Linked DNA regions of Mus musculus: region 1 is linked to region 2. A link is a loop called in an ENCODE intact Hi-C map of the cell type or tissue named here. Cell type or tissue: heart. All regions are shown on one strand. Links, peaks and the distances in the headings refer to the core of each region. The heading gives the core; the rest is flanking DNA.

The links. A loop is a pair of places that touch in the nucleus more often than their neighbours do. Peaks named below come from ENCODE experiments on the same cell type or tissue, not always from the same donor. Only the 100,000 strongest peaks of a DNase experiment are listed, where the experiment ranks them.
Region 1: a loop joins it to region 2, with 3 times the contacts of the local background. A loop is called at or near these places in 3 of 42 quality-filtered maps.

What each region holds. Positions count from the first base shown.
Region 1 is chr14:17,340,617-17,357,032 of GRCm38, forward strand. Gm32121 (a long non-coding RNA gene) reads right to left here. Exons shown (of 3, transcript XR_383103.1): 2 at 11,279-11,389. Among named protein-coding and RNA genes, the nearest start is that of Gm32121, 59 kb to the right of the region's middle. In heart, for the core only: a CTCF peak has its summit at 6,864 (motif pointing left); no DNase peak of the experiment used is centred there.
Region 2 is chr14:16,428,315-16,444,730 of GRCm38, forward strand. It overlaps Rarb (retinoic acid receptor, beta), which reads right to left. Exons shown (of 8, transcript NM_011243.2): 4 at 15,364-15,524; 5 at 8,420-8,596; 6 at 6,740-6,944; 7 at 5,851-6,009; 8 at 2,525-3,953. The coding sequence ends at 3,757. It overlaps Top2b (topoisomerase (DNA) II beta), which reads left to right. Exons shown (of 36, transcript NM_009409.2): 34 at 160-285; 35 at 1,024-1,118; 36 at 1,985-2,473. The coding sequence ends at 2,152. Among named protein-coding and RNA genes, the nearest start is that of Top2b, 71 kb to the left of the region's middle. In heart, for the core only: no CTCF peak of the experiment used is centred there; no DNase peak of the experiment used is centred there; H3K27ac peaks cover 631 bases.

The DNA.
Region 1 (16,416 bases), core at 3,612-11,611, 910 kb after region 2:
AGACCCAGCCCTTCAATAACTGCTAGTACAAACTGCTTAGGATGATAAAGTAACACGAGTTAAGGGTCAGATCTAAACTGGCGGTTATATTAGATTCTGATCTAATTACATTAAGGTGATGTCTATATATTTCTATAGAAATAACTAAAAATAGTCAACGTCCAACAATTCAGATATACTTTATATAAATAGATAGTCTTCAAAAACATCAGAAATCCACAGAATATGACATTTAATATTAATTCATTACTAAAGATCATTTAACTAGTACATGTCTGCTCCTGACAATACCCCCTTCTTGGTTCAAAGGATAGTCGAACATCAAAACCTCCATATGGAGTTGCTGCAGTTTTGGCAAAATATCCACTGGACAAAAATTACCCTATTCATTTACAGACAAAATCTACTGCCCAAGAAAGGGCACACAATGCAGGATAGTAGACAGTTAAACTCTGCAAATACAGAGTAAACAAGTCCTTTGTAGTTAATGCTTCATTTTAGGGTCTGTCAGATGGTCCTGGGCCTGAAGATTGAAAACTGATGCTCCGTTTTGAGGAATGGTGGACTGTCCAAGTAGTCAGTTGTCTCTACAAGGTGGTAGTTTTCGAAGATATGTTATGTTTTGTGCTTCCTATATCTTTAGGGAATATTTAGTTTTCAGATTTTTTACAGGGTTGAAGACCAATTATAGTGTCATAATCAAACTCAAGTTGCTTAACATTGAGGGATATGATATAGAAAGGATGGTTTTCAGATGGTAATACAAATTAAAATCAGAACGTAATTTGGATATAGAATTGTTAACTTTTTAAGTTAAGATAAATAATAGAGTACTTTATCTAATTAACAAATATGATAGGCTGGATGTTAATTGTATTCAATACTTTGTGATTTACATAATTGTTACGGTTATGCTCACTTTGTATCTGAAAGAAGATTTTTTTTTTTTAATTTGGACAGGAAAAGTGAGATGTTGGGAATTGGTTCTAATGCTTTATATTATTTCAGCTCCCAAAAGTCATGCTTCCAGACCTGAGAGTCCCTGCCCACAGCTGCCTTCAACTGATAATAAATAATTGCCATATAGCCAATGGCTGGGCAAGGAGATGGGGCTGGACTTTTAGATTGTGTGGGCAAGGGACAAAGAGAGAAGAAAGGAGGAAGAGAATCACCTTGACTTGGAGGCAGAGGTATCAGATTCAAGAGCTACAATAGAGAAACCTTCAGCAGTTTACGTAGAAAGGGAAGCAGCTCTATGGAGGGCAGGTGTGTGTGGGGGGTAACCAGAAGGTAACAGGGCAGCAAGTATAAAACATAGATTTAGAAGGTGTTAAGCCAGGAATGCCAGAAAGAAAACTATGCTAGCTGTGGGGAGGAATAGAAATGCCCACCCATTGAGCTAGTAAAGACATATCATATTAGCTGGCATGTGTGTCTTTTATTGGAGAATCCAGAGAGCTGTTGAGCAGATGCAAGCACATACAACCTGCCAGGAGCCAAAGTGATTTAACTAATTCGCAGCTACAGGCAATCTTGTGGCAGGGCAAGATAGTGCAGAAGTTCCTCCATCTTGTATTCTTGCTGAGGCTATTTCAGGTTCAATTAGAATTTGATCTCTTTGGTGGAGAATCCCATGGAAATACACCCAACTATATTCTTGGAGACAAAAGTCAGCATGTCCTAGCTAACTTAGCTTCTGTTAAACTATGAATTTGTATAGAACCCCATAACAGCTATTGTATCGTCTGTTACAACTGCTTGCTTCAAATCACTTACTTCAGAGAAACCCCCTGTAGCTGCCTAGCAAGATTGAGGGATGTGGTATCTACCTTTAAAAACTTCAGGTATGAAACATTCAGAGTCATACTGAATACTTGCTTGTGGTCCCAGCCAGCTAAAATAAAGACTTTTAATTGACTATAAACTCAGAGGTCATCAAAGAACAACCTGATATGACCCTATCTATGTTTCCCAAGAACTACTGTGCACAGGCATTCTCATGTAAGCTGTTGTAGTTAGAACCCCACCCAAAGTGCCAATCCAGATTTCCAGATCCATACTCCATTGTCACTGTGATGGAACTCCATTATCAAAAATCCTTGTTCTAGGAAACTGGAGTAATGGTCTTCCAGAGATTTATTCTTTACGAGGAAATGTTTGAAAAGCTGTCAACTGTTCAGCAAGAGTTTATTATCATCCTGTTCCCTCACTCCCTTCCCCTAAATTAACACAAACGATCTTTCTCCTGTATCATTTAAAGATGCAGCATGTTAGGCAAGTGAATGTGGAGGCAGGGCTACAAGACAAGCTGTCATACTGTAGATATGTGCTTGGTAGCACATAGGCTCATGGAGATTAGAGTTCGGAATGGCCCCTTTCAGCCATAAAGCCGTTCTGATGCCATGTTGCTCAGCAACATGAGTTAGGCAAGAAACAGAGCTATTGACTACTAACTACATTGCAATGTCTGTTTCTATGCGACTGCTTTCTATTAAGGAATAAGGTCACTGATTGCTTTTCTTACTCAATATTACTAGAGAGACTTTAAAATGTTTTCTAATAGGTTAGTTTCCATTATTAAGGAATTATTACTCTGTTAAAAGAACTAAGAAAACACAAATGCCTGTGAAGAGTCTAGCCTCATTGGCTCACCCACTCATTCACTAGGCAACTATTTACTAAACTTCCACCAGGAGTTAGATAAACATGGCACGTTCTAAGGATGTCATTAAATAAAAGCCACCAGGTGAGATGTGCATCATTCAATTCATGCTTGGCAATTTAAACCATCAAGAGACCCACTGCTTCCATGGGAGAAGAACTTGTAGTCACCTGTAACTCCCATGCATCAGTGAGGACCTGTTGGGTCTGGAGGCTCTTTGAGGTAGAAGCAGAACGATGCAAGTGGTAGGTGGGACATGCTGTGTTTCAGGCTTGTTTAAAACTGCATGAAGCTGATGGAATCCATTTATCCTTGGAGTTTCCACTTCATCCCCATAAAGAAACTGTTTTCCTCTTCTAACATTGATACAGGAATGTCTGGTTTAGGGAAGCTTTAATTCAGCTGCCCATCAGCAGCTTATGAACTTCTTTTAGTATTTTTTGTGGTGGAGATAAAGCCATTCTGCTTTGTGTTGTTCTTATTCTTTCATATATGACTTTAAAGTACACATAACAATCAGGATGCTTCATTGAAGAGTGCAGCTGCCTGACTTCTTTTTATGAATTACAAGGGTACTTCTCAGGGAAGGATCAGCTTAGGAACCTCAGTGGGGTTGTCTCCTCTGGAGGTCTTCTGAATCCTACCTGCTATGGTCTATTTCTCCATCTTTCTCTTGCAGAGCCATCTCTAAGGACATTATCTGTATTCCCCAAAGACTATAAGCTCCACTTACCATCTAGTGCCAGACTTATATTCCCATCTCCAGGAGAAATCTAGAGCCATAAGGAATGTTTTCCAGGGTATGATTGAGCTGATTAGAAATCAAAGCACTGTTCTTGCCTCCGGTACACTAGACCTGTACATCTTGGGAACACTGGAAATATAAATTTCCCGGACACCACCCCTAGTTGATTAGATGGAAGAAAGAATCAGTATTTAAGAGCTCCCTAGGTGGTGCTAACTGGGCAGCTGCAAGGACCCTACCTACAGCTCTCACTGCAGGTGAGACCTTTGTCATCAAAATGCTTTAATGACCTTTTGTTCTTTGGGGTTCCAGGAGAATTCTCTCCCTCAACTGGCTTAAATTTGAACATCTAAACTTGCCTAAAGGGCTAGCTCCATGGTGTTGAGGAGGGTTCTATGCTTGACTTACTACTGTTGTCTTCACCCTGAACTTCTCCATGGTCCCTGCTGTTCCAGAAACCCCTGTTGCCAAAAAACCATGTGGAACTCCATGATCTGTGCTCCCACTGACTGTAAAAGGCAAGGAAGTTCCTTTTGCAGTGGTATGGATGACTGTAGACTCACAGTTGAGAAAGAGAGAAATAGGCCTTGGTGACAACCTCTACCCACATCCCATCACCCCACCCCCACCTTCACCCCCAACCCTGCCAAAGTAACAATATAGACAGAAAACCATCAAAGAGAACTCTTAAAAATTGTGATAAGGATACTGGAGTTTTGCTCTCCACAATTGAGGGATTCTTGCAGGGGTGAGGGTAGGGAAGGACTCAGTTTTCTTTAAGGGGCTGGACATGGCCATGCTCCAGGGAGGATACCTACAACACAAATTGGACTTGTGTTTTGTTTTTCTTCTTTTGGGGGTTGGGGGATGTCACGAAGTTTGGTGGGGCATACCTGAGTGGTCTTGGAACTGAGTGTGATCAGGGTACATGACAAGAAACTTCCAAATAATTGATAAAAGTATGTTGTAAAAACATTTATGCATAGCTGGTGACTCTGAATGCCTGTCCAGCCTGCTCCCATTCTGGGGCTGGACTTCCTCAAGTAGCAATCATACCTCTGCTATGGTCTCTAATATGGACTAGGTGACTGGCTTTTCTTATTGTTCTGCAAAAGTGTGCTGCCTCTAGGGAAAACTTTTCCCGTCTGTCTGTATTTCCTGTTGTTCTATTTATAAATAGCATCTATCCCCTTGGAGGTACATTGCCAATATTTCATTTTCTTACCAAGGAGTGGTACCTCTGCTTGGTATGACTTGGAGAAGATACATCAAGGCACCTGCATGGGTCAGCAACAGATCACATCTACACCCCAGGCCTCACATTCTGTTTAGCTTCCCCTGTGGCTGCCTTTGCAGGGAAGGTTCCCTGTCTGCTTTGTCCTTAGAAACTACTGTAGTCTGAACATGTACAGCAGCTTTGAGGCAGTTTCCCAGGTGTGAAAGCTAAATGTCACAGGAGAGGCACCCTTGGGCACCCCAATTATCTTGCCATTCCACTTAAATGAAGTTTAGTTAAGGGATTAGCTGAGCCTTGTTTCTCATGGTGGCACATGGCTGGGATTCCAACATTTGGAAAACTGGCTGGAGACTTTCCAGTTCAAAGTCAGGCTTGGCTAATTAGTAAGATTGTCCCCCAAAGTGTGTGTGTGTGTGTGTGGGAAGACAAAGAAAAAGAAGAGGAGCAGGGGAGGAAGAGAGGGAGAAGGTAAAAGGAGCCACCCCTCATACCCTCACACCCACACTCACACCTCACACTCACAAAACAAAAAAGCCACTATCAAAAAAGTCTTTACTATATTTTATTGGCTCTAGGTACATATTAAGTAGTAAGCACAAGATATTGTCACATGTGGCTTGGATGAAGTTGTACTCATGGAGGTTAGGAGTAGGACTATTTCCTGTAGTTAATCAATACGTTGACCTTTTGACCTCTGGCTCTCATAAGTGTTTCTCTTGTTCCTTTACTCTACTGCAGAAAAACACATGAGTGCTAGTCCCCGTAAACCAAACTGTGATACTAAGAGATTATGAACTGTACTGCTCCTTCAGCCTGCCATACTAGACTCAGAACCACTGGAAGGAACAGAGAGGAGCTACTGGCTGACCCTGAATGACTGACATGACCAAGCAGACATGTCACAGGGTGTTCTGCTTGTGTGAGGCCAACAAAGAATGGGATTCCTGGGCCCTTGGACATTGTGAAGGATTTCTCTGCATTGTGTGTGGAGTAGGGGAGTAGTATCTGACCACATGGCCGCCCAGCTTCTCCCACCTGCAGAGCTATGAGTTTCAGAGATGAGTCCTTCTCAAACTTAGTGAGTAGAGGGTGTAGAGGCTAAAGAAGCCACTGGTTGAGCAACAGAAGGGAAGCAGGCAGAACAAAAAGAGAATGCCAGCCTTCCTCTGCCTGTATAATACTATGCTGGCAAGTGGGGGCTATGCCCACAGTGTACAGGCAGGTTGGCAGTGAGGAAGCAGGTCACACAGGGGTCTTCCCTCCAGGAAATAGCCTCTCTTTACAGCAGTTTCCCAGTATGGAGGGTAATGAACACCACTGTTGATCCAATTTGCTTTTTCTTCAGTGTAGAACCCACCCTGTGCTGTCAGCCGGTGGATTTATTGATACTGCAGGAAGTTTGGAGAAATACAGAAATTGTTATGGCTTTCTGGTTCTTTGTTTGAAGAGAAATGTTTGAATTGTCCTATTTGACAGAAAGAAAGAAAGAAAGAAAGAAAGAAAGAAAGAAAGAAAAGAAGGTAGTCTTGACAGTCAGAATGCCTATTTCTTACACTAAAAGCAAGAAAATAGGAAGATTCGAGGAAATAAAATATGCTTCTATTCTGTAGTTTTCCAATTAGTGACATAGAACTGAAATGATTTTTGTGAAAAAAATTATGTGCTAAACTAAAATAAATACTTCTAGTAATGGAACAGTGTTAGTTATGAAACTGGTGGCTTTGCCCTCTAAATGTCATCAGAGCAACTGGTCAAAGAAATGGCATATTGGTGAGTGTGTGTGTGTGTGTGTGTGTGTGTGTGTGTGTGTGTCCCTACCACTAATAACACAGAACAGATTGGGTCAGGCCCCATTACTGAACACACCTAATATTGTTTCCTAAATTTTCAACAACTATTTAAATAGAAGCCAGAGAAGAAAAATTGCCTCTCACCAGAAAGCCTTAAAACACACAAAAAGGCACCATATTGCCACTTTAGGGACACATTTGTTCCCTGCTGTTGCTATTTTATATGTCATTTCAGTCCTGCAGTTAGCTATAAAGCAAATCTTTTCTTTTTCCGGAGAGGAATAAGAGCTGCCTGAAGGGAAACCAGAATGGGAAACATCCTTAAAATGACTTATTTACAATTGGCAAGGAGATCCAATATGAAAAGTGTAGCTTGCCATTTTGAAGGTAGGAGCCTTGCTTCTTTCTCTAAAAACTTTCCCCGAGGGCCCCCTATTGGCCAAGCCAAAGGCTGTCATGAAGGAGATGCCTGTTTTTCAGAAACTACACTGGACACTAACTTATTCTCTGCAATTAGGAAAATAACACCCACTGAAAAGGAATATTTATATTGCCAAAGCATATAGGAGACCATCCAACCATCAGTGGAATACTGAAGATAGATCAAAGACTGCCTGTCAATGACTCACATTTAGCTCATGTGTAGTTTACAACAGCTTCATCCTTTTCTTTAGGAAACATCTCCCTGAGATGTGGCTAGGTGAAAAGGACTCTACTTTCTCTCTCAAAAGAAGGAAAAAGTTTACCCAGCTGGATGTGATGACAGGCCTCAAAGATGACTCCATAGATCTTCACCCCAGAGTATTCGATCTCTCATGCTATCCTACCCTACAATGTCACAAGTGACCTGCTCACTCAGAGCATGCAAGTGTGCAGGCTCCAGGGCAGGCTTTGTGATTTCTTTAACCCACTATATTTTGTTTTTTTTCCTAAGAGGGTTGTCAGCTTCTGGGGTTGAAGAAGGCCCAGGAAAGAAGCCCAAATACAAAAGAAGCAACTTGCTAGGTCATGATTGAGCCACAGTGGATTGAATCTTAGCAATACCAGTTAGTTCAGATGGACTAACGCATGGCACATTAGATTGAGGAAAGCCTAGGCGCATTCTGTTCAGGAGTCTATGTTCCAATTAGTGTACTGTTTCTTAGACAATTGTGAGTCCTCTATGAAGAGTCTGCTTATGAACTCTTTCATCCTGTAGCCCAATAGTCAACAACCTGGCATCTGCCATGTCTTATATTATCAAAGAGATTCTAGAAACTATCACCCCATAGGATGCCCCATCCAGTCCTTTTTTTTTTAATTTTCCTTTTTTTTCTTGTTTTTTAATTAGATATTTTCTTTATATACATTTCAAATGCTATCCTGAAAGTTCCCTGTACCCTCCCTCCACCCTGCTCCCCTACCTACCCATTCCCACTTCTTGGCCCTGGCATTCCCCTGTTCTGTGAGCCCAGCTCTGTAAAAAAGAACCTGAGGGTTTTAAGGGGGAGGTGACATATAAAGTTTGTAATACTAAGGGGCCGCTCTTCCCAGTGATGGCCGACTAGGCCATCTTCTGCTACATATGCAGCTAGAGACACAAGCTCTGGGGGTACTGGTTAGTTCATATTGTTGTTCCACCTAAAGGGTTGCAGACCCCTTCAGCTCCTTGGGTGCTTTCTCTAGCTTCTCCATTGGGGGCCCTGTGTTCCATTTTATAGATGACTGTGAGCATCCACTTCTGTATTTGCCAGGCACTGGTATAGCCTCATATGAGACAGCTATAACAGGGAGATTCAATGCAATCCCCATCAAAATCCCAACTCAATTCTTCACTGAGATAGAAAGGGCAATTTGCAAATTCATCTGGAAAAATAAAAAACCTAGGATAGCAAAGACTATTCTCAACAATAAAAGAACCTCTGGTGGAATCACCATGCCAGACATTAAGCTGTACTACAGAGCAATCCTGATAAAAACTGCATGGTACTGGTACAGCAACAGACAGATAGATCAATGGAATAGAATTAAAGACCCAGAAATGAATCCACACACCTATGATCACTTGATCTTTGACAAGGGAGCTAAAATCATCCAGTGGAAAAAAGACAGCATCTTTAACAAATTGTACTGGCACAACTGACGGTTATGTAGAAGAATGTGAATTGATCCATCCATATCTCCTTGTACAAAGCTCAAGTCTAAGTAGATCAAAGACCTCCACATAAGACCAGAGACACTGAAAGTATTAGAGGAGAAAGTGGGGGAAAGTCTCAAAGATAAGGAAGGGCACAGGGGAAAAATTCCTAAACAGAACAGCAATGGCTTGTGCTGTAATATCAAGAATTGACAAATGGGACCTCATAAAATTGCAAAGCTTCTGTAAGGCAAAAGACATTGTCAATAAGACAAAAAGGCCACCAACAGATTGGGAAAGGATTTTTACCAATCCTAAATCTGATAGGGGACTAATATCCAATATATACAAAGAGCTCAAGAAGTTGGACTTCAAAAATTCAAATAACCCCATTAAAAAATGGGGTTCCGAGCTAAACAAAGAATTCTCAACTGAGGAATACCAAATGGCTGAGAAGCACCTGAAAAAAATGTTCAACATCCTTAATCATCAGGGAAATGCAAATCAAAACAACCTTGAGTTTCCACCTCACACCAGTCAGAATGGCTAAGATCAAAAATTCAGGTGACAGCAGATGCTGGCGAGGGTGTGAAGAAAGAGGAACACTCCTCCACTGCTGGTGGGATTGCAAGCTTGTACAACCACTCTGGAAGTCAGTCTGGAGGTTCCTCAGAAAATTGGACATAATACTACCAGAAGATCTAGCAATACCTCTCCTGGGCATATACCCAGAAGAAGTTCCAACTGGTAATAAGAGCACATGGTCCACTATGTTCATAGCAGCGTTATTTGTAACAGCCAGAAGCTGGAAAGAACCCAGATGTCCCTCAACAGAAAAATGGATGCAGAAAATGTGCATTTACACAATGGAGTACTACTCAGCTATTAAAAACGATGAATTTATGAAATTCTTGGACAAATGGATGTATCTGGAGGATATCATCCTTAGTGAGGTAACCCAATCACAAAAGAAATCATTAGATATGCACTCACTGATAAGCAGATATTATCCCAGAAACATAGAACACCCAAGATACAATTTGGAAAACACAAGAAAATCAAGAAGAAGGAAGACCAATGGGTGGATACTTCATTCCTCCTTAGAATAAGGAACAAAATACCCATGAAAGGAGTTACAAAGACAAAGTTTGGAGCTAAGTCAAAAGGATGGACTATCCAGAGAATACCCCACCTGGGGATACATCCATAATCAGCCACCAAACCCAGACACTATTGCATATTCCAGAAAGATTTTGCTGAAGGGACCCTGTTAGAGCGGCCCCATCCAGACCTAATGGAGACAAGTAATAGAAAATCATAACATACATACTAAAGATTAAGATGGGGTATACACAGAGTATTGTAATTTTCTTGGCTAAGGGAGAAACCAACTGAATCTTGAAGCGTAAGGAATGGCTAGTACAGGAAGGGACATTTAAGGTCATCATCAACAGTCAAACTGAAGCATCAATGTGAAGCCAAGAAAAGGCAGGGAGGAGCACACCATAGAGAAGAATGGACTGTTCGTGTGAGAATAGATAGAGTTACAAGGTGAAAACTAAAGGATGGAGGGCAATGTCTGCAAAGAATGGGTATTATACCTTAGCAAATGGTCCTCCCTAAAATAATGACTTTTCTTTTTATAAAACCAAAGGTTTCAACAAGAGAACTGTAGCATAAATAAATGAAGACATGCATTTCAAAATGCAGAGAGTCTTCAGTTCTTTCCCCAGATCTCTGCCTTCATAGGACCACATTCTTATCTTTCCTTTTTGTGCTGATGAAGTGATCATGCTTGCTTGCATGCATGCATACAGGGAAGCTGCTCAGGATACTCTAGATCTCATTGAATTTATCTATCTCTGCCATGGTGATATGTCACCTCCCCCTCAAAACCCTCAGGTTCTTTTTTACAGAGCTGGGCTCTTACAGTCCACAGCAGATATCACCTGGCATCACATCTGGAGCTATCACACATTAGTTCATCTGTCACTTTCCTGAATAGACTGAAGATCTAGTGTCTCAGTCTTGAATGACAAGCCTATTGTCCTCAAATTGGTACAGTCTTGAAGACTCACAGAAATGACAATGTTCCTTTTTCTTTTTATTTCATTTTATTTCCTTCTTTTCTGAGACAGGGTCTTTGATGTAATCTCAAATTCACAGGTTGCTGAGGATAAGTTTGTAATGTTATCATCCTGCATCCACCTAGCAGCCACTGGGATGATTAAGCATCCCCCATATGTTCTGACCAGAGTTTGCACACAGTGCTTAATGAACATAAAGAATGTTGTTGACACAAACCTGAAAGTACTCACTTTGGCTTTCGAGTACGAAGCTGGATCTGCAGGAAGCTCCCTAGGAGAAGCCTGCCTATATGAATGGCAGCGAAGAGGGTTCTGTGAGATCCTAGCCAGAAACCCCTCTTCAACTCTGCTGATTGGAACTTGGGCAAGAAAACAAACCAGACATTGGGGAGGAGCCTGAGCTGAAAAGATTTGGAACTCTTCTGGCAGTGGTCTGGGAAAAGGCCTTCCTTTGTGAAGAGCTGATTATTAGACTCAAGGACACAAGATCTTGTAACTGAATTGCTCAAAAGAAAAGAGAAATAGAGAACTGAGAGGGGCTTTAACCACCCCCAAGGAGCCCACCTTTCAAGACTCACTTGAAGGCCTCAGAGAGCAAGGTGGTGGTGATTTAAGAACAAAGGGGTCTCCAAAACACCTACCTGTGCTGTGGGGGTAGGCAGTGTTTTGCTGACATGGTGGTTTCCCACAGTCTTCAATGGAAAATGCATGTGTCCATTGCTCAAAAAATTTCAAAGGAAACGAACAATGTCCTGGAAGAAAGGACAATATAATGTTATTTGCTTACTTGACTGAATCATTTTGTTGTATCTAAATATAGCCCTGAAGTTAGAAAAGTGATATTTTAATTCAGAATTACAGTCACAAACAATGATTGTAGAACACAGTGGCTGGAATGATGGCTATAAATTCAGTCTTAGCCTTTATAAGTAGAAGATGAAAAGAACTAAATTATAAATGTATATGTTATGTGGGGGTAAAGAGAAGGATTTTTACATCAAAGTTTGCCTTCACCATTGTTCCGTGAATCTTTAAAGCATAATTCAAATAAATGGATGGGATAGTTAGCCAATGATATGAAATTGTGTATGTGTATGTGCATGTGTATGAGAAAGTTTTGATGATACAACAATCCAGAAAATTAATCCATGTTTCAAAGTCCTGACTGAAGGAGCTGAGAAGCTTGTATGCTTCTTCACTGCCAATCCTGCCGTCATCGCCCAGTGCTTGCCTTCTTACTGCCACCCTTGGCTTGTTCTTTCACAGGGGAAACGTTATTAATTCTTCAAATTCTTCCAATCTCTTGTAAGCTCAGTATTCAAAGTACTTGAGCTTACACAAATGGTGACAGTTCCTTATCCCAACAACTTATTTTAGCCACGAGAAGCTAAGATTCCAGAACAGAACTTGGCCCAGGTCCAAATGTCAAAGCCAGAGATTCACCTAAGTATAACAACAGCTAAGATTCTTATGAATCTTATCTAGAGATAACTGGAAGGAATAGGAAGTTGACCATATCCCCAACATACTTGAGTGAACAGAGCTCCCCACAAGGCCCATGGAGTCATGAGTCATGGCTCTCACTATGAAGTGCTGGCCATTGTAAAGCAAGAGGTCAAATAGAAACATTCCTTAAGTGGCACATTGGTTGATTCAAGTGTCAGAGTCTAAGGAGGCACCAGGTGTTTTGGACTGGAGTGTCCTCTGATGCATTGTGTTCCAACACCCTGAGAATAAGTAACTGTTGGTCCTAGGAAGCCTGGGCAGCTCCTCAATCAGGAAATGATTTTGCATTATCCCAAAAGAGAGAATAAAATCATGTGATCATCTTTGTTTTTCTACTTTCTCCATGACAACAGAAACTTCCACTCTGTAGTTTGCAGTTGCTCATCACAGAGTCACATTGTTGTTTGAAATGGAATGCTGCTTTCTGGCTGCATTGAGATGAGAAGCACCTGCAGTTCTGCAGCATGAGCTACAGCTTCACCAAAGGCGTTCAGACCAGCAGTGAAGTGAACTGAAATCCAAGAAAGGGACTAACAGCAAACGTTCCCTCTCTTCACAAGATTGGCTACAGGTATTTGTCATAACAATGGAAGGTGTCTGATGAGGTAGGCTCTCTCAGCCTTGGCACTACTGATGCCCAAGCTGGATTATGGTTGGAGGCTGAGATGTCATGTGCACTTTGAGATGATTCTCAGCCCCTGGGAGAATGTCCATTCATGCTAGTTGTGTCAAAGCAGTATTCCTCCAGATATTGTCTGAAACCTTGCACACAAAGTCCTTTGTTCTAGAAAACGATAGCCCACTCTTGTTTAGACAAGAAAAGGACTTTTGTAATTGGATAGTGTTGGAGTCAGCTACCAGCAATGCCAACAAAACCAGCTTGAATTTTCATCTTAGAGAAAGAGGTGAAAGGATGGGGCAGGTCATAAACAAAAGTGTCCCTGACTTATTTTTAATTATCTTGAGGCCTCGGTCCATTCATTGATTGACTTATGAACACAACCTACTAATTTTTTAATGTAAATCATCTAAACTTTCCCCTAAAGCAGGGTTTGATTAGATAGGATAGAAAGAAAAGACTACTTGGCTAGGTAATCTATGATTTAGCTTTCAGACTTATGCAGACATTTTAAACTTAAGGGTTAATCATTACTCAGCTTACTGTAGTAGTGATTTTTCAGTGATTCATCTTAAGTGTGCTATTCCATGGGGCTTAGTTTTAAATGCCATAGTAGAGGATGTTGTAAAAGAATTCATTACATTCGACTTTTAATCCAGTAGACTGAGTAAATTATTCTGCATTTTGTGGACACACTTTGTGCATTCAGTTAATGAAGAAAGTGATTGACATGATCTGAAGAGGAGGAAATTCTGTCTGTAAACTGTCTTCAAATTTAACACTTCAAAATTACTTCCTGTTGAAGCCTCAACCTAATGTTGAAGATGACAGACTTCAGAGCTTTAGGAGAACTCAGGCCAGTTTCCTAAATCTGCAGATAGAAAGAAGATAGATAGACAGACAGACAGACAGAATAGACAGACCAACAAATGGCATAAAGATAATCAATAATTAGATAAATTGAACTAGATGATAGATAAATAAGAAAGTATACTAGAAAAATAGATGGTAGATTATAGGTAACTAGAGAGATGATAGGTAGGTGGTAGGTAGGTAGGTAGGTAGGTAGGTAGGTAGGTAGGTATATTATAGATACATGATATTTAAATTCTTTTTCTTAGAGACTTCTTGTTAAAACACCATTTAACCACCATTTTCAACCATTTAAGTGCTAAGATTTTCTATACCACTTACACAACTAGAGCTTTTTAAGTGAGAGTTCAATGTTTTATGAATACTGTGGCAGCCTCTGCAAGACTTAATGTGAGACTGAACAACATACAAGTCAGAGATATTACGTATAAAGTCATAGACTACTCTTAATCAACTTTCACATAAATCTCAGCCAGTGTTTATTTTTTTGCTCTGAATTAACATCATAAACTGCAATGTTTATGGTAATTCTGAATAATGTAAGCAGACTAGCAAAGGGTCTCACTCAGAATGCAAATATTTTCCCTTTGTTTGAATATGCTTTGTTTATATCCATACCCCAAGATCCAAGATAGATACATTTTATAATGTAACCATTTTAGTTTATTTAAATATTTATCAGAGGCAATGTTTTAATAGCAACACCATTATATTATATGACAATATCATAATACATTGATCTATACATACAATACTGGGCACATTGCTTCTAATTTCCTATGTTTCAGAAACCTTTGCCCTAAGTATTACTGAACACACACTACTTTTCAGATTTTATTTCTGAGTCATTTTTACATTAGTAATTAGAATCTGTGACTAGAGGACTTTCTTACTCTTGTCCTATTCTAACCAGGAGAATCAGGACAATGAATTAGACTGGGCAACATAAATGCCCTTTGAGGAAAAGGCAAGATTTATTTTTCTATTTTTAATTATGCACAGTCTTATATGTCATTTGCAAATCAAGCATGTTTATTTATTTATTTATTCATTCATTCATTCATTCATTTATTTTTATGTACATGTGTGCTGTATCTACATGTGCACTTGTGTGCCAGAAGAAAGCATCAGATCCTAGTATAAATGGTTCTGGAAACCTTCAGGTTTTCACATTTTCACAAAGGAATAGGAACATGATGTGAATTACCACACAAAGGGAGTGCATACAGGGCTGTGCTGCCGACCACTGAGGGTGCAAGTGTGTGAGTGAAGGTCTATACTCAGGGCCTCTCATAGCCAAGGCACGAGGACTGCTGGAGAATTAGAAGAGTGAGCTTCCCAGTGACTTTCAGATGTTATGGAGCTTATTGGTTGGAGAAATGGGAGTGTCCTGTTTGAAAATGGACTATCCTTAAAATGCCTGGAGCCGGAGGATGGAGCCATGTATGCAGTGTATAATGCTATCGGAGAAGAATCTCTTCAAGCCATGGTCAAGCATGCTGTGAGTCCATCCAACCCTCTTGTCGAAAACCTCTGTTGTCAGCCAATGTACCAGTTACTGCTTTGGAAAAAAAAAACACACCTATAAAACTTGGGGGAAAAGTGGTTTTTACTCAGATACTTTATTGGCACACATGACCTTTTATGAACATCTACATATTTCCATAAAACACCAGTGAGAAATGAATCTGAAGTTCTGAATGGGCAATCGCTTAAGAACAAAGACAGAGGAAGCCTGGCCAGGGAGGTCCTCTGTACTGTGAGTGCTCACTTTGACCCTCCTCAAAGTGATATGCACATGAAATACCTGCTATGGGTAGGAATAGTAAGGGGACTTGTGAAATGCATCTGAAGTGACAGGGAGTTAGGGAGTTGTCCTAAATTGGCACAAGAATCAGAGAGCTAGAGAAGTATCAAGTGACACACCAGGAGAGCCTAGTGAAACCACAGCTCAGTGGTACCTAGAGGAGAGAGACAGAGACAGAGACAGAGACAGAGACGGAGAGGGAGAGACAGAGACAGAGACAGAGACAGACAGAGAGAGAGAGAGGGAGAGACAGAGACAGAGACAGAGACAGACAGACAGACAGAGAGAGAGAGAGACAGAGAGAGAGACAGAGACAGAGACAGAGACAGAGATGGAGAGGGAGAGAGAGAGACAGAGACAGAGACAGAGACAGAGACAGACAGAGAGAGAGAGAGGGAGAGACAGAGACAGAGACAGAGACAGACAGACAGACAGAGAGAGAGAGAGAGACAGAGAGAGAGACAGAGACAGAGACAGAGAGAGAGAGAGGGAGAGACAGAGACAGAGAGAGAGAGAGAGAGGGAGAGACAGAGACAGAGACAGACAGACAGACAGACAGAGAGAGAGAGAGAGACAGAGAGAGAGACAGAGACAGAGACAGACAGAGAGAGAGAGAGAGAGAGAGAGAGAGAGAGAGAGAGAAACCACTAAGCACAGGTTCAGGCAAAGCATCCAAACATGTCCCCAGGCTCAGATTTCACTTTAGAAACCAATAGCCCCACAAATGGGGACTTAAAGTCCATTTTACAAAGAATCTAATGGCTAACATTTTTATCATAAATCATTTATAGGAAAGCCACTTGGTTTTAATTAAAATGTATTAAATAACATATAAAGCCATGAGAACCTTACATTCAGCTGTCTGAAGATGGAGGAGCAATGCTTCTATCTCCTGAGCTTCTTTGTACATTACAACTTGTGAAATGCAACATTACCTTTGCAAAATTGGCAACTGAATCTGGAAGAGCTATTTT
Region 2 (16,416 bases), core at 3,626-11,625:
GATATTTATCTTTATATTGGCATCAAGCAGAGAGAAAACATTTCTTGGTTTAATGACTACTCATATCAGTAATAATATCCACTGCTATAGAATTCACACCAGCTTGGTTTGTTGGTAAGTACATTGCAATGACCAACTAAAAGGATGTTTGCTTAATAGGTAAACCACCTTCAGATACAGCCCCTAAAGCTAAGAGAGCCCCTAAACAGAAGAAGATAGTAGAGACTATAAACTCTGACTCAGACTCTGAATTTGGCATTCCAAAGAAGACTACAACACCAAAAGGTGAGGACTGGCTTTGTATAACTCTTAAATATAAGATATAAAGAAAATATTTCTTTCTTCAATTTTATTGAGTTTAGTGACAGGGTACCTACTTTATTTTAAATTGGCTCACATACACATTGTACCATACTGCATTCTAATGAATGACATAGAGCAGTTTAGTACAATTAGTTGTGAGTTAAAACATTGACCAGATTAAATAAATATACTGAAAATAAGAAATGAAAATAAGAAAAAAAAATAACACAGTGAGCTTCCTTGGGTCTGTCCAACCTCTGTCTCTCACTTCCTGTGTGTGGTTTATTGAGGAAAGCTTAAAAAAAAAAGCAAGCAAATAAACAAAAAACAAAAACCTATCAGAGAACTTATGGAGGTCAATATATAGGCAGGCATGGTGTGAAGCCTTGTAAGTGTATCGATTTTTGACAGGTAACTTACTCACTCTTGTAAGAAGTTTGGTACCTAAATTCAGTAGTTGTATTTCTACAATGCTTGTCTTTTATCAGAACTTAATCATTGAAACTTATTTCCAGGATTTTCTTACTTGTTTTAAGTATATTTTTAAAATACTCTTTAGTCAACATATATTCCATGCTGTCCAAGTCTCTGTATGTCATTTATAGTATGCAGGTAGGGTTGCAGGTCCCACTGTTGGGGACGCCAAAGAAAGAATTGTAACGCTTGGGCATTTCTCTTATTTACCTTTGGGAAGAAAAAGGTTTTTCATGTGTTTTTTAGGTAAAGGCCGAGGGGCAAAGAAAAGGAAAGCATCAGGCTCAGAAAATGAAGGTGATTATAACCCTGGAAGGAAACCATCTAAAACAGCCAGCAAGGTAAGCAGAAGCGCCCCAAAGCCTGGCTCAGGATCTGCACTGCATGTGGTAGCTCCCTGATGCAGCTGCCCTGTCAGAGCAACAACAGGAGACATCATTATTTGTATAAGTAGTCTAATTCTTATGCAAAGAGAGCACCATAAGTCAACTTAGTCAGAACCTTCTGTTTCATCTATTGAACTATTGTACTTGCATAGTAGAATATTCTTATGAACTTGGATTAATTTGATTTTTAAAAAAATGAATTTGTTTGACTATGCCTAGTATTTCTAATTAATCTGACCCTTTAGAAACCTCATTTCTTTTGAGTGACCTTAGCTGCACTCTCTTTGCCACTTATTTTATCTTCCTCATAAAACTTACAAATACACGTCTAGATGGTTATAGCTTTAGAGATCCGTCCTCTCCATCACCTCCCTTCTCTATTTCTTACCTACTCTGTGACTTTTTAAATACTCTTATCAATACTTGTGCTAGTGTGTGCTATATACTGTGCATAGTCTTGTTCTGCTCCCATAAATTCTGAATATGTTCTTAAAAATAGGGTAACTCAATATTTTCTGATGTGGATATGTATACACTTGTTTAATAATAAAGTGTTGGATTAGTAATGTTGCACTGATGAGAGTTTAACTGGGCTCTTGATAACAAAAGAGCCCAAGGTAGGCAATTACCGTAGCTAATCTGTCTTTTCTTCCATAATTCATTTTAGTCTAAAGTTAGCATGTCAATTATAATATTAAAACTATGGCTATTGGTAATATGCCATAAATGTAAGTATAAGGAATAATAGTTCTTAACACTGTGTTTTCCTTACTTTGAGATTTTTAACCTTCTCTTTTTTATTGTTTTTGGTGGGTGGTTAGAAACCGAAGAAAACATCTTTTGATCAGGATTCAGATGTAGACATCTTCCCCTCAGACTTCACTTCTGAACCACCGGCTCTCCCACGGACTGGTCGGGCTAGGAAAGAAGTAAAATATTTTGCAGAGTCTGATGAAGAAGAAGATGTTGATTTTGCAATGTTTAATTAAGTGCCCAAAGAGCACGAACATTTTTCAAAAATACCTTGTGTTGTCCTTTGTCTTTTCTGTCTCAGAATTTTGTACATCTGGCTTATTTTAATGTGATGATGTAATTGATGGTTTTTTATTATTGTGGTAGGCCTTTTAACATTTTGTTCTTACACATACAGTTTTATGCTCTTTTTTACTCATTGAAATGTCATGTGTTGTCTGATTGGCTTGTAGAATTGTTATAGATTACCGTGCATTAGCACAGATTTTAATTGTCATGATTGCAGACTACAGATCTGCTTTTTGAAATGAAATTTAAACATTAAAAATGGAACTGTGTTCTTAGACTCTTTACTGAAGGTGAAACCGTAGTGAAAGCTCCCACACACCTTTAAAATAAATATATTTATTCTTTGCCAGGAGACTCCATGGAAAAAGGTAAACAGTATATGAACATAGAAAGCACTGTTAAACCATCTCAATGTACAAACAGAGCTAGTGGTACATCACAGACTTTTGCTAATATATCAAAAACGAACAAACAAAAATTCCACTAGTGCTTACATGAGAACTCAGAAGCCGACACTTGAGTCTGTCAACCACTCATTCTCCCAGAGCTGTCAGTCTGCATCATGGTGATTGAACAAGGCCAGAGGAGGCCACTTGCCCATACCTTCAAGCATCAAGACTGGGGGAAATCCCAGGATCAGGCCTGAGTCAGCAAGGACACTGGGCTACTAGAGTCCAGACGGCAGACTAACTTGCTGATTATCCTGTGATATTTCTCCAATGGCTTGTGAACAGGTAAACAAACTTATTAACACTGGACAGTGTTTTTGCCTTGGAGGCTATCATGACTGTAAAAATGCTTCATTTTTTTTTTCATTCGGTAGTTGTGTCATTAAGGAACAAACCACTTTTAATTTAAAGTGACATCATTAACAATTGAACAATGATGTTGGATTAACTGAACTGGCAGTTTCAGTGATACAGAATTCTGCTAGTGCAGTGAAGTGGTGTACTCTATCTGGGCAACATAAGGGAAAGAATGAAGCTTGAGAGCATCAAAAAGCAAGGAGAAGCTTCCACACTACTTAAACCAGAGTGTCTTTAGTGTCATCTTGTACTGTACAGAGGCCCTGGTTCCTTACCGTGAGGCCTGGTTATTCATGAAAGCAGGACGTACAGTGGATGTACAGTGGTTTACTCCACAACCTCGGTGTCTTGGTTATTGAGTATGCAAGACAAAAGAAAGCACCAACATACAGTATAGAAAGAACAGAGCCGTACTTCTATATGTACAAAGTCTTCAGAAACTTAACCAGGGCTAAATCATCTCAACTGGGTCTTTGCCATGCATCTTGACTATTCAGAGAGGAAAGTAGAAGCTTTAAACTAGATTCTGGTGGCATGAAATGGCTGATTTTCAGAATTTGAAAAGTTTGTATTTCTAGGGAAGTTATACAGTAAGGAATATATATTGATACATATGAAAACTTCTTGGTCCTTTTTGAGTTTAACATATTTCAGTTCAAAAACTAAGCAGCAGTAAAAATGTTTTCCTTGCATTTTCAATCTGGAACTGAAGGTCCTGGGGAATGTCTGCAACAGCTGGAAATGTCTCACTGCAGCAGTGGTGACTGACTGACTCCACTGTTCTCCACTGAGCTGGGGGACACGCTGGGACTGTGCTCTGCTATATTCCCACTTGAACTTGGGGTCAAGGGTTCATGTCCTTCAGAATTCTCCAGCATTTCCTGAATGAGAGGTGGCATTGATCCAGGAATTTCCATTTTCAAGGTAATTACACGTTCGGCACCTTTTTCAAGAGATAATAGAACACCTGTCAGATAAGGGCTCAGCTAGATACTAAGAAACCAACATTCACCTTCAGGTGTGTAAAAGTTGTGTAATACATGTATCAAGTCACATGTGTCTTTGTTGAGAAGAACCAACTTATTGGAAGAAAAAACTATAAGGTGTTTACTGTGGGAATGTCAGCCACCAGAATGTCAAGTGTGCTTCGAGATCCCAGTTAGATTGGTTCTCAGGCACAGGCTGATCCACCACTGCCTTTGAAAACAGAATAAGTACTAATAGGGCACACTAGAGGTTCTCAGTCTTTAAGAAAAAGAAGTGGAGATGTGTGATGTGCATATTTGATAGTTGCAGTGCTTCAATCAAATTCGGAATATAAAATTTACAAAGAGAAGTCACTGATGAAAGATCAGGAAAATAAAGGTGAAAGGATGGGCAGTTTCCACAATGGAAAGATTGACTTGAGTCACAGTATGTGATGGTTTTCTGCAACCCAGTCCAGCACCAGGTGGTTTCATGCCACCACACCTCACACACCCCCAACATGCAGCTGGTTAGGTGGAAATATGTCAATAACAAAACTACCTCAGAACCATGTGGCTAGCGTTGCTGGACTTACTGCTAGTATGGGGCTTGGGACATTTCTGTATGTGGCTGCTAGTCCTCAGGTCACTGGCGTGGATATATATAGGGTGATAGGAACACACTTTCTCTCTCTCTCTCTCCCTCTCTCCCTCTCTCTCCCTCCCTCTCCCTCTCTCTCCCTCTCTCTCCCTCTCTCTCCCTCCCTCCCTCCCTCCTCCTCTCCCTCTCCTCTCTCTCTCTCCCCACTTCATTCAATTACATCCATTCAAGTACTAGTGTCTTTTTGCTTCTCTTAATCCTGTGGTGGAAATGAACTTAGAATGTTCCCCTCGGCTCCCTCAAACCAAACTACCAAATGAATAAAAAAAGAAAAACAAAACCAACCCACAAAAAAACTAAAAAACAAGAACTGAGGTTTCTTGTCAAGCAAGTTCATTGTGCATTTAAGCACTTTTGTGTCTTGGCTTGCCAAGATCCTGAGGTGTAGAATCTGCTAATGGGAGGGAACATGATATGTAATAGCGTGGCTGGCTGAGTCATCTCGATAGAAAAGTCCTCTGCACTCAGCTATGAGATGCCTCTAGGCATTTCTGTAATTGCCTGAGTTGCCACATAGACTGAGAATCATGAGGCAAGAGTATTTATATCTCTCAGCCAGGCAAGAATTCCTGTACTCAGAAGAAGTGCCTACACCAGAGCTGCAGCCACAGTGACCTTCATTTGCCTAGGGTTGTTAGGGTGCCATGGAAAAATAGGCTGAGTGTATAGAAGCCTAAGTTATTTGAAAAGCTGGAATGAAATGTACGGAATCAAAAATAAAACCTGGAAAAAGGGAGCGGGGGTGAGGGCTCAGAGCTTGCTCTGAAAGTTGCTTGACTGAGTTGGTGCCCTAGAAAGGTCACAGAGATTGAGGGAGAGAAGTGACTCCATGTAATTGTCCTTTAACCTCCAAGGGCATGCATATGAGCCCCAGCAATAATAACAGTCTTAAAAAACACATCATCTCTGAAGAGTTGCTCTTCTACCCAGCCATCCATTCTAAAACAATTATCTCTTAATATCACTGGGTAGTGGTATCTGCTTTCTGCTTTTACTATCTCCCACCAGAGACACCATCAAAATGTCTTCCTTAGGAAACCTGAGGTGCTCTTAACTACACACACATGAGTGCTCAGACAAGGCTAATTCCTTTTGATTTCTATGAGATAGACATCCCAACTTAAGCAATAATGGGACTCCTGATATTAAAATATGGGCTTTAAAAAGCAAAAGTTGGCCAAGCTCTGTTCTGCTTTCCACCTTTGAAGACATACCTTTCGCGCTGATGCTGCGGAGATCTGTGATTTTCATTAAGATCTTTGGAAACATGTGAGGCTTGCTGGGTCGTCGTTTTCTAATGTAAATCTTTAGTGCTTCCAGCAGTGGTTCTTGGAGCTTGTCTACTTTTGTTGGTTCCTCAAGGTCCTGGCGGTCTGGATAGCAGGAGAAAGTATTCAGTGTTTAGTGATCAGACAGGCTCAGAGACTGCTGGCTATCTTTCCTTGTCTCCTATTCCTCCTGTAAAGTGGCTTTATTTGGTGACTCAGTTGTACACTAAATTGAGTAAATGCAATTGCTTTAAGCAGTGACACTTGAAGATGCCCCCTTAGTAAGCTCATTTGATGTCCACTTGCTCAGGCCCAGAGGCAAGAATTACCTCTCATGGCCAGATGGTGTCAGTATTGAGCTGAACAAAAGAACCCTGGGCAGCCTGTAAAAGCCAGGTAGATAACCTTTCCCCTTCATTACAACCATTACTTTTGAACTAAAGTTGGCTTCTGGTTAGCCAGCAGGGGTCACTACAAAGAAGGGGCCATACTTTATTCCAGCCCACCAGGTAGGCACCTGTATGGTGGGGAAGACCAAGAGGTGATTTGAATTCAAATAACATGTGATTTGTGTAGGTCATCACTAAAATGTCCTTAGGCACACAGCAGTACAATCCTGCTTTTACAAAAGCACCTGTTTCCCACAAGAGAAACAGAACAAACTCATTTTGGCATTTCTTTTGTTTTGGCAGAAGGAGCTCAAACACCAGTACTTAGTTTGCAACAGAAAGAAGTACAACGCCTTTCTCATGCCAAAGAACCCCAGTGGAGATCTCTTCTGTGCCTTTGTAATTGCTCTGTTGGGGTCTGGTGACGGTTTCTAAGGAGTCAGTACCTCCACAGATTAAACAGATGGCACTGAGAAGGCCTGTTTCTGTGTCATCCATTTCCAAAGGCAGGAGCTGGTTGGCAAAGGTGAACACAAGGTCAGTCAGAGGACCGAAGCCAGCATTGTGCATCTGAGTTCGATTTAGTGTAAGGCCATCAGAGAAAGTCATGGTGTCTTGCTCTGGGGTATACCTGGTACAAATTCTGAGAATCTGGAAGAAAAAAAAGTATGCATGTACACTTGCTGCATCATTTATGACGGCCTGCCCTGACAGCACTGACCAGATCTATGGTAGAAGAAAAAGGAGCCTGGGTCATCTGGACAGTATGCCCCACTGTTGAGGTTGATAGGAATAATATGTAGGACTCACATTTTGAGAAATAACTTTTTACTAAAATAAATCATCATTTGATTGAAATATCTATTTCTTGAGTACTTACCTCTCAGGCACTAAGCCAGGTACTAGTGCAAAGAAGATTAACAAGATTCTATTTTCAAAAGTTTAGTCAACCAAAAATAAGTAAGGATGATCCTTACCAACTGTGATAGCTAATCTTCATGTCGACTTTATGGGATCTAAACTTGCTATGGGAACACACATACTTCTAGGCATGTCTGAGTGATGGTATTTCACAAGGGCTAAACTAATCAGACAAGATGTACCCTGGATGTGTGTGGCACACACTCCAGAGACTAGGAGCTTTCAGACTGAAAACAACAACAACAACAACAACAACAAAAAGCTGGCATTTTCTTGACTCTGGGTACAATGTGGCCAGTTGCCTCACAGTCCTACATACATGGCTTTCTTATCATTGTGGCTTCTATTCTCAAACCATGAGCTCAAATAGAACTCCCTTAACTTGTGTCTTTCAGATATTTGGTTGTATCCACAGGAAGGTAACTATAAGAAGTCTTTATTAGATACTTAGCATGCCCTATACCCAGTCTTTCAGATGAACATCCTATAGTTTAAGCTGAGGGGTAATGAATCTGACTCAAGGAAAGCCCTCTTATAATACAGTGTGTTTGTAGCTACACAGCCATCATGCCATAGACAGGAACAGAGGCAGCAGACTGCAGGGGTTAGGAGGAAGTCAGGGTCAGAGTTGGGGAGAGGGTGTTTGCACCCTACCATGGAACGCAAGTAGATTCTCTACTCTAGAAGGTACTCCCTCCTTGTGCTTATTGTTACTGTCCAGACCTACATGTGCTCCATACCCTCTGCCACATCATCCCACAGAACGCCTGCCTTCTCTCACCGTAAAGGCCTTAGGCCTGGTGAGCTCCAGCAGTCTCCAGTCCTTCCCTAGGGCCTACCTGGTCTACAAAAGGGTATACAGATACTAGGTAGCAGGCCATCACTGAAGGCCAGTGAGGAGTCACTCTCCTGATCATAATGGAGAGGGATACAAGGAAGGAAAGTCCTATCAAATCCCAGAGACCTCTGAATTTTTGTCAATTCAGTGAAATTCCAACATCTGGAAAGGATTCTCCAGATCTAGAAAGTAACTGAGAAGTGGTCTCCTCAGAAGATCCTAGAAGCCTCCAACTCCCTCTTCCTTCCTTCCTTCCTTCCTTCCTTCCTTCCTTCCTTCCTTCCTTCCTTCCTTCCTTCCTTCCTTCCTTCCGTCTTCTCCTTCCTCCTATCCCCTCCTTCCTCCTAGAGTTCAGAAAAGATCCTACCAAGATATCCAAGCAGGCGGCTTTGAGCAGGGTGATCTGGTCTGCGATGGTCAGACCTGTGAAGCCCGGCAGACGCTTGGCGAACTCCACGATCTTAATAATGCACTTGGTGGCCAGCTCACTGAATTTGTCCCAGAGGCCCAAGTCCAATCGGACCCGGTGGTCAGCGCTGGAATTCTGAGAAGGTGGGAGAAGAAGAAAGGGAAGAGGAAAGTGAATGACAGCATGGTGTCAGGACATAGGGACGAGGGGGCTCATATTTGCTTTCTCGGAGTGACCTCGGATTCCTGCTTTCAACTCCACAAGCTGTTTACAGCAGCCTCAAGACAGCCAGGGAATGAATGAGGGCAAGTTTCCCTGTGTGCTTATCCACACGTAATGAAGGAATGACAGACCTACTGTGGTATATGTGCTGCCTCTAGACATGGATCATCACTGCTCACTACCGCCATGTGGGTATCCTAAGGAGAACATACCACCGGGCTTCAGTCTGGCCTACATCAAACTTGAGCCAGATGAAACCTCTGCATCTGCTCATAGGACACACAGGAACATGGTGAGCAGCGCAACAGCCATGCTGAGCCCCAGATACTATGTAAAGCCAAGGAGCCACTCTTGACAGTGCACAGGAGCAGCTGCGGAGAGGAAGCCAATGTTCAATAATGTTACGGTGCTCAATAATGACTATGTAGTGAGTGGGAAGGTGCCATCAACAAAAGGAGGCAGGCACACATCTGTGGCCGCCAATAGCATTGTACTAAAGGGAGGAGACAGATACACAGGACCAGATCATTGTAGAAAAGGTGATACCGCACTGGTGGAAGGATAGGGCAATGCCTTCAGGGGACTGTGGGTGGGGCAGGCTGTCACAGGTGAGGAGGGAGCCTTTCTATAATGTTGAGAAGAGTCTGCAACATGCCAATTCATACCTTCTTAGAAGATGACACATTATATCATGAAAATTATACTCCAGAAGCTAAACTTAGATAAAACAAGATAGCTACAAGACGTTTATTGGAGGAGGTGGAAACCTTCTCTGAGCTCCATTTCAAACAAATAAAGAAGAGAGACTAATAAACAGGAGAAAGTGCAAAGTATGAACAGTAAAGTGTTCAGGAGGCTTGTTTTATTTAATGGTGGCACTGTGGTTTGCAAGCCATGCTTAGAAAACACCTTGAGTCACACAAGGGTAGGATGCTGGCTGCTTGGTATATGCAACAGAATAAGGAGAATATTAACCACTGAGTCAGGGGTCTAAGGAACCAGGACATAGCCTACAGTGGCCACAGACACCATTACAGGGACATGATGGAACAGAAGGTAGCTTGCAGTGACCATAGCAACAGTATACTATTCAGCCTCCATGATGCACTGAAATGTCTCCTAAGAAAAACAAAGGTCAAAAAGTGACACTCAACCATGTATGATGTCACATCTAAAGGCCTGGGCCTATCAGGCTTCCAGAGCAACAGAAGTATTAGGTATGGCATCCATAAGGTGAGTGTAACAGATACCTCCTGCCCAGGTCTAGTCTCTGACCATCTCCTCCTTCTGTAATTATCTCTCTCAGAATTTTCTCCCTCATCTCTGCCATCATCTCCCTCATTTCCATGAAACTAGAAGCCCAAATCACTTTGGTGATGGGAGGGGAGACAAGGGGATAATGGAGAGGGATACAAGGAAGGAAAGTCCTATCAAATCCCAGAGACCTCTGAACTTTTGTCAATTCAGTGAAATTCCAACATCTGGAAAGGGTTCTCCAGATCTAGAAAGTAACTGAGAAGTGGTCTCCTCAGAAGATCCTAGAAGCCTTCAACTCCCTCTTCCTTCCTTCCTGCAGTCTTCTCCTTCCTCCTATCCCCTCCTTCCTCCTAGAGTTCACCCCTGCTCACACTGTCCCCACCAACTCTCAGCTCTAGCCTCTCATGTCTCTCCTTGCTTTACCTGAAGGTTGACCAAGGACTAGCCTCAGGCCTCTACACCGTGAGTCTCCCTTTCTAGATAGCTGCCTCTTATCCCTGCATCATGTACTCCCTTGAGTCTGTGGTCAGTTTAACCTTCTGTTGTTATACCTTCCTTGGCCTTCTATGAAAACTGACCACCTTCCCGCTCCCCTGCACAGCCCGTGGCTGCTTTTACAGCTTGCCTCTAAATCCCTATGTGGCTTCCCCATCTACATATAGTCCTTGGCTCCTTTGCTTGGCTTGTCACTGCCTATCATACAGAGGATACAATGAGCACTGAGTAGAGCTTAGTTAAGTTTAGTGACAGTCTCACAAGCTTGTCTGAGATGACACAGAACAACTGTCATTGTGTGGAAGAGACGCGAAGAGGCTAAACACAAGAGCTATTCCTCTGGTAAGTAGCCTAGACCTCTTCATGAACTCTAGAACTCCAAGGCAAACTGAAGCACACAAGGAGAGATTAGGCTCCCTAGGCCTGCTGTGCAACCCTCTTTACAAATGCCCCTAGCTCTGCAAAGGCAACCATGCATTGTAAACCAATGGCTTCACTGTCCTATTTCAGTCAAGTTGGTCCATAGAAGTTCAAAAAGTTATCTTTGCTTCTCACATCAGAAGGAATCCAGAGGAAGAGTTTGAAGATGGGAGTCTAGAGAAGGCCTCAGCATAGTGGTGGTATTGCGGCTTCCATAGTGTCCCTGTGGAAACAAGCTATCCTCCAGATTAATTTTATGTCTCCCTCAAGGATCACAGTACACTCGGAGGTATGTGTGTGCAAGATCAAGGCATGCAGCCAGTCAGGCTATAATTAAATTTAATAGGCAGTTTATCCAGTTCACAGAAATATGCCATGGAAGAGAAGGACAGTCGAGCTTGGTGGGAAATCACATTACAATGGAGTATCCATCTGGAAAAAATGACATTGCTGGATGCAGCCAGTGTGAAGGAAATATTCATCAGCTTTGCATGGACTGCTCCATCATGCAAGACTAGGAGTGGGAGGTGAGCTATGGCCCCTTCTATTAAAACAGTGAACAACTCAGTAAGGGCCTGTCACTCCAGCTTGTGATTATGCAAACGGAAGGCAAAAGGCACTTAATAAAAAACCACAAAGTAACCCCCTGTTTTATTATCCTGACTGCGGGATTCATATGCACGAGGCTTTAAATGACTCCTATATTATCTTCCAGCTGCGGTAGGTGGAGAGTGTGGCCTGCTAGGCCTGGTGATGAAAGCAGCTACTGCAAGCACTGAGTGGGGTGAGGGAGAAGATGCTCAGAGCAGGTGAGGATGTGTGAAGAGGATGAGGAGGGAGGAGGAAGAGAAAGGACACAGGCTGAGTCAGGCCTTGCTGTGTATGGCAAGATTGTTGCCTGCTTGGGAAGTCCCCTGGGAGCATGTAAATTTCCCAAAATGCTGAGCCCTGGAGTGCCCTGTCAATCCAGCTAAATGATACCTTCTGCCATGGCACAGCCCCTTCTGTTGTTTCTCTGACTGACATCACTTTCAGAAAAATACTAACCAACAGAAGCAAGATTTCCATTGTCTAGAAACCCAATGATGGTCAATTGGAGCTCCTGGATGAGTGAAGTAAAAAGAAAATTTCCTTTTCTTTGTGGAGTTGTAGAAAGAGCCCAGGGCCATATACATGTCCTCGAAGTACTCTATACCAAGCAACATCCCAGCCCTGCTCCCCTGAGTCAGGGTCACAGTGCAGCCCAGTCTAGCAATCATCTTTTCTCTGAATCCCAAGGGCTGGGATTTTGGGTATTGGCTACAGAATTTCTTCAGAAAAACTGAGTTGAAGGTCTGTGGGAATGTCGTGAGTCTCTCCTGAACAGTCTCCCTTGTCCTGGAGTCATTTGCACATCCCAAGAGTGCCCTCCAAGTCCTCTCAGTGAAGTAGTTCTGTCTTCTGTTTTTCAGTTCTCCATCATGCACATACATATGTGCCCTGCAGTACATTCCTGAACACTCCCAAGAGCTAGGCACCATTACAGCCGTATTTGGCTGAAAAGGAGGCTAAGACCCAGAAAAGGGCAGTGACCTGTACCAGGTCCCTGGGTAAGCAAAGGAGACAGTAGTCACCCATCCAGATGAGCTGTGGCAGGGACATTTTTTTCTTGGTGTTTTGTCTCTTTTATTTCCTAGTGAGAACTCAATTTCCCTTAAACTTTACATTGTGTTTGTGACTTCCTTCATGGTTGGAAATGCTCATGAGATAGCTACAGAGTCCCAGCTCCATCATGCTGAGGATGCCGTAAGTGAGGCTAGCCTCTTTCTGGCTGCTAAACATAACCCTAGACACCACATGATGCCATGTGCATTGTCAGGAAACAGCTAGGCATTCATGACAGTGGGAGAACAAAGGTAAATAGCAAAAGAGCCAAATTAGATGGTGCTCAGGGAGTCAGCAATGCTTTCTAAATCAAGCAAAGGTAAAGACAGTCACCAAAGGCAGAAGGCATGGGTGGGGAACCCTAGCATTGTCAGAGGGCCCTCTTGAGTGAATACTTTCACTCTTTTGGCCTTAGAGACAAAAGTAATGCTACTTCAAGTTTCCCAGGTAGTGAACTTTTCTGAGGTAACTCTACAAGTTATTGAGTACTGAGAGCTGAGTACATCTGGCTGGGAAAAAGCAGGCAGAATAAGAAAATGGCAGGCAGGTATGTGCAATACAGAGGACTATGAGGGAGGAAGTTATGGGCTGGTTCAAGGTGACAGAGCTTTGAGGCAACAGAGGGTATCAGAATTCTGGTCTCATGGTACCCCAAGTGTCTTACCCCAACCTGGGTAGTACAATTCTCTTAAGGAGCCAGAGTTTCTGAGTTCTAGGTTTTCTCCTTCCTGGCCAAACATGTGATTTCTCTACAAAGCAAGCCATGCCTAGAATTGCTTACAATCTTGCTATTTTAATGCTTGTCTCTCAGAGCCTATTGGTAAGTTCATGACTCTGTCTGTGGCCAATATTCTGGGCTTTAAAGCTCCGTGAATCTTCATGGTTCAAGTTTCCAAACCTTTCCCAGGTCAGCTTATGTCCCATGAAACCCCATGATAGGGTGAAGAGCAGCAAATGGCAAAGATGCCTGTGCTCCTCGGAAACTAGACTCATAGTTGCCAACTTTTCTGTGACTCTAAATGATGTCAAGCTACTCACAGGATCCAGGCAGGGGACAACCCTCCACTCTACATACTCTTTCTGCCAGAAACTGCAAAGACTCGCTGAGACCCTTTTCTCACAGAACCAACCATCTGGCTACACATGAATACCACCAATATCATCATTATAGAGACGAGGAGCCCAGGCTTACGGGATGATTAAGTGCCACCTAAGCAGCATCAGAGATAGCAGAGTGCCTGGTAGTGGTCTTCCTGCTTAGGTCTGGGGTAGACGGTAGTAGGTGTGTATCTGTGTCCTTGTCTCATCCATTCTGGCTTCTTCCCAGGATCTGCTAATGTGTCCCTAATTGACTATAATTAAAGGAATAAAAGCTACAGTGAAAGATTGGCAGAAGCGGTTGTCTGCTGTCTGGTTCTTCCCTGCCCACTTATGCCACAGGCACCTGACACGTGTGCTGTCCTGGGAGAGGGATGGGACGGTTCTTGCCTTTGAAACATTGCCTCCCTATAAAAAGCTTTTAACACATGCTGAATTCAGATCTGGGAGCTCGCTTGCAGAGGATGTGCAGTGGCTGCTATTGCTTATGTGTATTCCAGAAAGGGTTTGAAGTTCCTTACACTGAAAACAAAGCCAGGTCTAGGCAGAGATGGTAAAAATAAAGGGACTCCAGTCTGCTGCAGGCAGCTCGGAGTGCTGAAGGACAGGGGTACACTAGCCTGAAGATTGTCCTGCAGCCCAGCAGGGAGAGTCTGACCGCTGATGAACTTATTATGTCTCTCTCACTCCCTTCGAGAGGTCCCCAACCAGAGCATTTGAGATGATGGTTGCCAGGAGTCAGGAGGGCTGGATTATGGTATCTGAGCACTTGGTCTCAGGCAGATGCTATTGCAGGAGAGTATGGAACCATTCAGATATGTGGTCTAGTTAGAGAAGGGCCAGGGCCACTAGAGGTTAAACTTTGCAGGTCATATCCAGCCACTGTACAAAGTGAGTTCTAGGAGAGCCAGGGCTATACAGAGAAACCCTGTCTCGAAAAACCAAAACAAACAAACAAACAAACAAAAAACCAAACAAACAAAAAGGAAAAGAAAAGAAAAGAAAAGAAAAGAAAAGAAAAGAAAGAGATCATGTTTTTGAATGTCCATTAATTCATTTCTCAAGTATCTACTGAGTGTCCAGTGTGTGCAACAAACTAAGAGTGTATGTTACTGATACAATGCATGCTAACCTTGAAAAATCCAAGGTCACATGAAACCACCTGGAGCATCCTCCAACCAAAGATGCCCACAAACTCTTCTCTCTCTCTCTCTGCCTCTTCCTTGACTTACAGCCATAGTAAAAGCCACTTCTAACTAAAGAGTGGAACACATGGAGCTACCTATCTATTGGGCCCAGATCACCCCTGTCCTGTCCCCTTCCAGATTTTCTTGAGATTATTCACATTCCTCCTGCAAGCCAGACCGTGACCCAGAGGATGGGTGACCCCATAATCCTTCCTGGGATCTGTAGCTGGATTGATATTTAAAAGATGAACCCCAGACCTCCTCCAGGTTAGATATCTGCCATAACCTACGCAATAAATTTCTGACTTGAGCAGACCAAAATCCCCAAGAGGAGACACCATCATAAATAAATTGTGCCGTCACTGCCCAGCATGCACGCCACCTACAGTAGGTACTCATGGATGAACAGCTGCTGTAGTTGCTGTCCCAGTGATACATATGGGGGAAGGGGCAGCAGGTGTCCTGACTGGCTGACAGGCCACTGAGCATATCTGCCAGGCACAAGAAACTGTATGGGAACTATGTGTGTGCACAAGGGCCAGTGCCCACAGCCCTGGCATCTTGGGCAGTGGCTCTTACCGTGGTGTATTTACCCAGCTGGCAGAGTGAGGGAAAGGTTTCCTGGTGGGCTTTCCGGATCTTCTCAGTGAGGTCGTCTAGCTCCGCTGTCATCTCATAGCTCTCTGTGCATTCCTGCTTTGAAGGCTCCTTCTTTTTCTTGTTCCTGTCATTCCTAACAGCTGGAAAAGAGAGATGAGAGGATAAAGAGGGTCAGGTTATGCATCTGTGCAATAAATCCCCAACCCCAGCTCTGACTCTTGGAATAAGAGCAGCAAGAAAAGAGGGAGCACTTCACAGCTAGGAAAGGAACCATGCCTGCCTTTCCTAGTGTGCAGTGTGCACACACTTCAGTCTGTGTAAGCTTGACCTGGAAGTCGTTCCCATGCAAGCAGCATGCCTTGAGTGGGAAGGGTCATAAGGGTGGTCTTGAGTGACTGGACTACATGGTCCCTGTCCTGGCTAGTTTTTGCTTGTTTGTTTTGTTTTGTTTTTTGTTTTTTTTTTTACCTTGCCACAAACTAATTTTGGAAGAGAAAATTCAATGGGGAAATGCTTCCATCAGATTGCCTGTAGACAAGCTAGTAGGGCATATCTTGATTAATGACAGATGGATGGGTGGGGCCCAGTTACCCCTGGCGGGTAGTGTTGTACATTATAACAAAGCATGCTGAGCAAGCTACAAAAGCAGGCCAGTAAGTAGCATTCCTCTATGGCCTTCACTTCCATTCTTGGTTCCAGGATCCTGCCTTGATTAAGTTCCTTACATGACTTCCATCACTGATGTACTATTACTTGGAAGATGAAATAACTGAACCCACAAGTTGCTATTATTTATGATATTAACCACAACAAAGAAAATCTGACAAGGACAGGTCCCTCGAAAGGTTGCTTCATAGCAAGTATAGCCTATCTGAATAGTCTCATTTATTTACTTATTTACTTTTCTGGCTGCTACCTGGAAAGATTCTGCTTGAGGATGATAAGACAATTGTTTGTGACCCTTGATGTGTTAGTCTTAGATTTCTCATGTTAACCATACAATATCCCATTACTCAGGTTATTTGAAACATT